Linked DNA regions of Homo sapiens: region 1 is linked to region 2. The links are chromatin contacts, found by Hi-C or POLR2A ChIA-PET in ENCODE. All regions are on one chromosome and are shown on one strand. Each heading gives the region's core, a stretch centred on a gene start or an enhancer-like site at or near the end of the contact. The rest is flanking DNA. Distances are from core to core; before and after follow the strand shown. Region 1 has its middle 240 kb from the start of CDH5. Region 2 has its middle 96 kb from the start of CDH5.

What was found. Hi-C counts contacts between places; a loop is a spot of excess contacts on that map. ChIA-PET counts read pairs that join two places held with the same protein, here RNA polymerase II (POLR2A). Pooled maps may share reads with other maps.
Region 1: a loop to region 2 is called in a map of IMR-90, with 4 times the contacts of the local background. The contact joins two enhancer-like sites. A Hi-C loop is called at or near these places in 3 of 168 maps with a recorded cell type or tissue (HAP-1, IMR-90 and astrocyte of the cerebellum) and 3 of 50 pooled maps. POLR2A ChIA-PET finds 5 or more read pairs at or near these places in 1 of 52 experiments (GM12878).

The regions. Positions count from the first base shown.
Region 1 is chr16:66,128,872-66,132,422 of GRCh38, reverse strand. No RefSeq gene overlaps it. Among named protein-coding and RNA genes, the nearest start is that of CDH5, 240 kb to the left of the region's middle. Within about 2 kb of position 1,767, at least 2 of the 41 ENCODE cell types and tissues checked have a DNase peak (open chromatin) inside an H3K27ac peak, as active enhancers do.
Region 2 is chr16:66,268,787-66,272,419 of GRCh38, reverse strand. No RefSeq gene overlaps it. Among named protein-coding and RNA genes, the nearest start is that of CDH5, 96 kb to the left of the region's middle. Within about 2 kb of position 2,064, at least 11 of the 41 ENCODE cell types and tissues checked have a DNase peak (open chromatin) inside an H3K27ac peak, as active enhancers do.

The DNA.
Region 1 (3,551 bases), core at 518-3,017, 140 kb after region 2:
CCGAGGACAAAGAGGTCTGCTTCATAAAATTCGAGGGTCCCTGTTAGCACTGAACTTGACATTTGCACCCTATCTGTATCTGATGGGTTCTCTTCCCTCTGTGCCCTACTGTTCCACAGCTAAGCAAACCTCCCCAGGTCCAAAATTCAACTCTGTGTCCCATTTAGTGAATAAGACGATGCTTCTTTGGTGACCCATCCACACCAGGGTGGGTCCTGGTATTAATAATAAAAGATGTCCCAGGTTCCATTGAATCCATTAATGTTTCTAACTTAGCTGACTCATTGTGTAGAATATGCATGACTAATCCATCAAAAAAGAGAATTCTCACATTGCAAATTTTTGTATGTTTATAAGAAAGTTAGATTTTCTTGTGCTTTTCTCCCCACAGCACCTGTCATTCTGGATAAGGATAGCATGTTCATAAAAGGGAAATGAGTGGAGAAGGAGGGAAGGAGTTGTGAGCAAAGCATTTAAAGCGTTGCCAGAATATAAGCAACAGTGCTTCATGTCGTGAAAAACTGAGAAAAGGAGTCTTTATGTACAGGAAGAACTCAGCAGCTGACCTCAAGAAGAAAGGAAAACATCCTCTCTTCACTTTTCTCTGGGATGCCTGTGCCCAGGGTCTTGAGTTTCCGACTGGGGCATAATGGATTTTTGGTGGCCTGTGACTTTATTATGGGTCTTTTCCCAAAGTGTTTTGAAATGGTATGAAAGAGTGTATTCAGTTAGAAACCTTGAGTTCTACTCCCAGGCTACTTAGAGGTTGTTTTGCAAACTTGAACAAGTCAAGTAAACCTGACTTCAACTCTACGCAATGGATTATGCAATGGTTGAAGTTCTAAGCTTGGAAGTTTCCAATGAGAACAAATAGGGGTGGTGAGAGCTGCCCTGCCCCTTTCAGGGACATTAAGAGGGTCACCAGGCAGGTGAATGTGACAGTGCCCTAAAGTTATGAAGAAATCTGTGCAAAACTGTATGTTGTTATAGTTCTTCTTGGGGCTGATGCACCGTGACCCCTTCAACAGTTGATGAATCATGGGATAATTGTTGATGAGTCATGGGATAGGTGCTGCTTCAAGGGATGTGGATGTAGGTTGGACAGAGGCCGACCCCAACTCTCTACTCATTTGCACTGTGCATGGCAAATTTGTTCTGGGAGTTTCTGCTTTGCTCCTGTCTTAAGCCATCAGACCACGTGTTCAGTAGTCCAGCCCTGGCCACAGCCTCTCTGCCTGGCTGGGCCCAGGCTACTTCTAAACTCTCTGTTTTTTTTATTTTATTTTATTTTTATTTTTTTTTATTTCAGATTTTATCCAACATGGATGTCTTGATCCAAGAGAAAAAAAGGGATCCCTTCAAAGTCCTTTCCCCAGTTTCCTGCTTAGTCCCACTCCTAGAGCCCTAGGGGGTTCTGTAGCTCCTCTATATTTTCAGGGAACTGAGCTGAAGCCAATACGAGATTTTAAAAGATACCCTATCCTTAAGCAAAGTGAGTGATGGTGCTCAGCATCCATGCCAACGGTCAAATTTTGGCTGTTTTATTCACATATCTATGTAATTTGTAGTTTTTTGGGGGGTGGGGTGGAGGTGGCTGGACCAACAACAAACAGCTAATCTAAATGAGACATTCCTGGAAAATGAGGCACATAAAGCTTTCTCTTTTCATATCCAAAATGGAATAAACAATTCCACCAGCGACCACAGGAATGCTGCTGGGGCACGAGGGCTTCAGCCTTCCTGATGGTCAGGCACTGACTTTAAGCTTAGACTCTAGAATTTGTTAATGAGAGGCCCTCCTGGACAGGAAGGAAGGAGGCTTGCTTGGGGTCTGATCTGTAAAGCACACTGGTGGAAGCTGTTTACATGCAGCTACACAAGAGGCTTCTTCCTGAGTACCAGGCCACCCTCAGTAAGGCACTGAGTGAGCACCAGGCATCACCAGGAATGAGGTCTCTGCCCCAGTCCTGGCCAAATGGAATAAGCAAACAGACTGAGGGTGTGTCAGTGGCTTTCCTGAGTTCCCGCACCTGGTAAATGATGGAGTTTAGACTTGAAAATTCTGCCTCCTGTCTCCAGGTCCAGGGATCTCTCTGGGACGTCAGAGAAGTCAGTTAATCTCTGCCACTCCTTCCTACCTGGATGTTCAATGAAAAGCCTGTTGGGCTTTCTGAGGACTAGAAGGGGGACACTGCCGAGAATTCAGTGAGGCCAGCCCACACCCCCACCCCTTCTAGGAGATTACCTTTAGATCCTCCAGCCCCAGTCTGCAGCCTCCTGGGCTGATGCTTTCTTTCTCTATTTACAGACACTAATCATTTCCCATGCAATTGAACAACTTAATAAGCTGCGAAAATTTGATAAGACAATTTAATTGTCGGCTTTTACATATCTGCTCAATATAGTTGGGTTTCTAGGGAAGGTGAGTGGGGAATGTGAGCAGAGGCACTTAATTAAAGAACTAAAACAGTGGGGCTAGATTAGAGAGAACTCTGGCAGACACCAACCCTGGACCTACGTCTCTTCTCTCCCCCTTTCACATGGGCCCTTTCTTTGAAATTTTATAAGCTCCATCCTCTGGGTAGTAGCAAAATAGAGATGCAGGCCCAGGCACTTGATGTGCAGTGTGGGGAGCTGACTTTGCATGGGGCGGCTCCCAACTGTTATCGGGGAGCTTTTTCTCGGGCCCAAAGTGGTTGGGTTTTAAGGGGAAGACCTAATTCTGCGTGTATGGTCGTAGCTCAAAGGGATAGTTCAAAATGGCCTCCTCATTGATGGGGAAGGATGGGGGCTGATTATAAAAAATTATAATCATTTTTTTGGTCTTTTCCTCTATCTTTTTGGGGAATTTTATGGCCATTTGGGCAATGCTGCATCATGGAGTATTGATGCCAATTTTAAATCACACATCCTCATTTTATCTAATTGAATTCTCATGCTAACTCTGAAAGGAATAGGAATCATTATTCCTATTTCACAGGTGCAGATCCTGAGACTCAGAGAGGTTAAGAAACTCGCCCAACGCCACACAGCTAGATAAACACCTCAGGATTTAAATAGATTGCAGGGGACACCAACAAGGCTCTGCTCAGATCCCCTCAGATCCCTCTGGCCCATCTGTGCATGCAGTAACATCTGCTTCACCGTTGACTGCTTGAACCTGTGGATCCACTTCACCTAAGAGCACAGAGAGCTGAAAGGGCCTGGAATCCTGTTGCCTCCCGGGCAGCCTGCAGCCAATGAGTAACTGGTGCTGGAAAACAGAAGGCTGCTCCCTTGCTGGAGGTAGGACAAACACTGAGGTGTAATCTATGCTCCAGGGTCCCCCAGGGGATCAGGCTGAGGTTGGGACTTTGCCTAAAATCCCACCCTTGCTTGGTTTCTTCCCTTTCCCTGTTTTTCCTTCTTCTCTCACTCTCTCATTTCTGTTCCTTCTTCCTTAAATAAATCTCCTGCACACAAATTCTCATCTCAAGGTGTGCCTCTGGGCAGCCTGATGTGAGATACAGATGTGTGTTTGACCTCAGCCTGCCCTTTCTGGAGTCCTGCAG
Region 2 (3,633 bases), core at 815-3,314:
AAGCAATTCTCATGCCTAAGCCTCCCAGAAAGCTGGGACTACAGGCATGCACCACCACGTCCGGCTAATTTTTGTATTTTTAGTAGAGATGAGGTTTTGCCGTGTTGGCCAGGCTGGTCTCGAACTCCTGGCCTCAAGCAACCTGCCTGTCATGGATTGGACATGTGAGTCACCAAGCCTGGCCTCAGGTAATGTGTTTTAATAAGCAGCTGTTTGGTGTCCTTCTCCAGGGTAGTGGTAATGGCAGGGAACAATGAGACTGATGGGGTGTGTGTGAATGGCACCCTTCTTGCCTTTCTCCATCCCAAGGTTTTATCAAGATTCATCCCTCTCTTGGTCCTGGGGTTGCAGGGCCTGACCGGCACAGAGGAATCTCTGTGTAGTTTCCAACACCACTCATTCACAAAGGGGAAACTGAATCCCGTGTTAATCTTTCCACTTCAAAGATGATTCCAGGTGAATGTGGGAGCCCAGTCTCAGAGACGCCCCTCTCCTTCTGGCTCTGGTTCCCCTCCCTCCCCTGTAGCCTGCCCACTGAACTGGGCCTCTGGGCTCAGCTCTGCAGTCTGCAGGCCACCGGGAGGAGGTGCGCAGAGATCTGGACGGGTTTACAACAGCTTGACTGGAAAACTTGGGGATTTCAGATCTCAGCTAAGAGGAAGTCTCTGGAATGCACAGACCCTAGCCCCCTTGTCTTTGGGGCCAGGCACAAAAATCAGGAGTTCAGTGAAGTTTCTGTCCTTGCATTTCTTCCAAGGGTGGGGCTCGAGAGAAGGGAGGGCCAGAGCTGAATCTGAAGCCACAGTGAGTCACTGTGCCACGGGCATCTTCTGAGGCTTGGAGAAGTCACCTAGACAGGCATAAGCTCCATGATGCATTCTTCTCCAAAACCTGCTTACCTCTACCCTGGTGGACCCATCCCCAGGCCAGCAGAGATAGAGAGGCCTGGGTGCATGGGATGGGGTGGGGCGGGCAGAACTCCTCTCCCTCCATTCAGCTGCCCAAACCTTGGCCTGGGCAGCTCCCTGTGTGTGAGCCCAGTCTGGGGCTCCCCGCCTCACTGCCTCATCCTGATGCCAGGCTCTGGAAAGGAGCTGGGAGACTTCTAATAAGGCTTCCTAGACCCCTCACACAAAATGGAGGCAGACGCGCTCCAGCACTGCCTTGTCTTAGAAGTAAATTTTCTCTTTCTGCCCCCTCTCATTCCTTTTCTCCCCTTTTCTCTTTTGCAATCAAGGCTGCCTGGGTTAAAATCCTAGCTTCCCCTCTACCTGTGTGGTTTTGGGTGAGTTCCTTAATCTCTCTCTGTGTCTCAGTTACCTCGCCCAGGAGGGGATAATAATCGGTCTGAGGTGAGGACTAACGCCTGAGAAGTGCTTAGATCCAGGGAAGCCAGGATGGGAAGGTGTGAGCTGTTACTAGGGTGGGCAGTGCAGACGGCAGGGGCTGTCCTTTTGGAATCCTAAATTTCACACAGAAAAAGGACATGGCTTCCGCTGCCTGAGTTTGAACTAAAGTCCGATGAGGAGAGGGGTCACACTGGAATTGCTAATTACACATTTAGGGGAAGATAAGTGTCTATCCTCTTTAGGCGGTGGGGTGACAGCAGCGGGCACCCTGCTGTCCGCTTTTAAATACATACAGATGGGATACCTCGTTTGCCCAGGCCAGACGCCAGGTGGCAGCCATTTCGGAGCGCTAGGGACGGGGCGGGCTGTCTGGGAACCCGGGGGCCACGCAGCGGGCAGGCAACCTTCTGCTCCAGGAAGGCGTGGAGACGCGGCCGCTGCGTGCAGGACTCCCGTAGCCGCCAGGGGGCGCTGTGGCCACGCGGCCGCCGCCGGCCTCCCAGCGAACCCGGACCCTGCGCTGCGCTCCCGGTTCGGCGCTGCCACCCCCAGCCCAGCCCTGGCGGCCCGCTCACAGGCCCCGCGGGGAGCACCCGGTCTCCTGCCGAGCGTGGGGACCCAGCTGAGATCCGCTGCCCCTCTGGCCTCAGTTTGCGCTTCTGCAAAGTGGCACCGCCTGCCGCCCGCGTGGCAGCTCCTCAGCTCGAGGCCTTCAGGTTTCTCTTCTCAGTCACTGGGCCCTGAACTCGGTGCCGCACTCAGCCAGATCCCGGCTGAGATCCCTCTGATCTCAGCACCAGAGAAGGCTGCTTTCCTCCCTCCCTCCTTCATTTTCTCCCCTTCCTCTCCCTCCATTTTTCCTTTCTTCCACCCTCTCCTTTCTCTCTTCGTTTCCCTCTCCTCTGCTTCTCCCTCCCTCCCTCCCGTCCTCCCTTCCTTCTTTTCTTCCTTTCTCCCTCCCTCCCTCCTTCCTGGGGCCTTACCTCCCCCCTCCCTCTCTCTCTCCCTCCCCTCCCTCCTCGTCTCTCTTCTTCCCTCCCTCCCTCCTTCCTGCTTTCCGTTCTTCCTGGGGCTCTCCCTCCCCCTGCTTCCCTGTCTCCCTCCCTTCCTCTTCTCTCCCTCCCTCCCTGTCTCCCCTCCCTCCCTCTCTCTAACTGCTGGTTCAGCAGAGGACTCTTGGTTTGATTCCGGGTCTCCCCTCCGCAGAGGGGACCTGCTTTCCTGTGCAGTGCAGGGTCTATCCTGCTGCCCCCAGCCCCCTCCCTCCCTCCCTCCCTCCCTCCAGGCATCTTTGACTTGATTGTTGGAACCCTGAACTCACCTTGGGCCGCAGGCCGCAAGTTGGACAAACTTGTTCTAGTGTGCTGTCAACAATGAGAGGGTCATTTCCAACTGGAGGGTGACAGATCACACAGAAATTCGGGCCTCCCCGTAACCCGAGTCCTGAGCAGGGAGTACCCTCTGGAAATACCAGCTAACACCATGTCTCCATGAAACTGACCAAGGAGTGAAAATCATTTCTTTCTGAAAGGGACGCTACACATTCATCCTTTTAAAGGCAGGGATAAAATATGGAAAGGGTCTAAAAGTGCTGCATCTCTCTGCCTCCTTGACCCCAGCCTCCCAGTTCCTCTTCCTGCAGGCAGCAATTGGTACAAGCTTCCTACATAGCTTTCCAGATACTCTGTGCAGAGAAAAACGTGTCAGGCCATATGTCTCCTTTAGAAAATATAGCACCGTAGACAGGCTGCTCTATACCTTGCTTTTGACTTAAAATATATTTTAAAAATGTATCTTAGAGACTGTTCAATATCACAATATGAGGTTGATCTATCTCTAGCTGAGTGGTGAAGAGGATGTCTCTGGGAGCACTACCTGAGCTTGAACTTGGGTCCTTCTCTTCCTGGCTGGTGACCCTGAGCAAATTACCTAACCCTTCTGTGCTTCTGTTTCCTCATTAAAAATATTAATACTATGTATTTCTTGAGGTCATTGTGAGCATTCAAGGACATAAACATTCTGCACAGGGCCTGGCACATGGCACATGCTCAATAAATGTTGGTTATTAGGATCCCACCTTGTTTACTTTATTTTTTCTTTTTGTTTTGAGACGGAGTCTCGCTCTTGTTGCCCAGGCTGGAGTGCAGTGGTGTGATCTCGGCTCACTGCAACCTCCGCCTCCCCAGCTGAAGTGATTCTCCTGCCTCAGCCTCCCAAGTAGCTGGGATTACAGACACCCACCACCATGCCCGGCTAATTTTTGTATTTTTAGTAGAGACGGGGT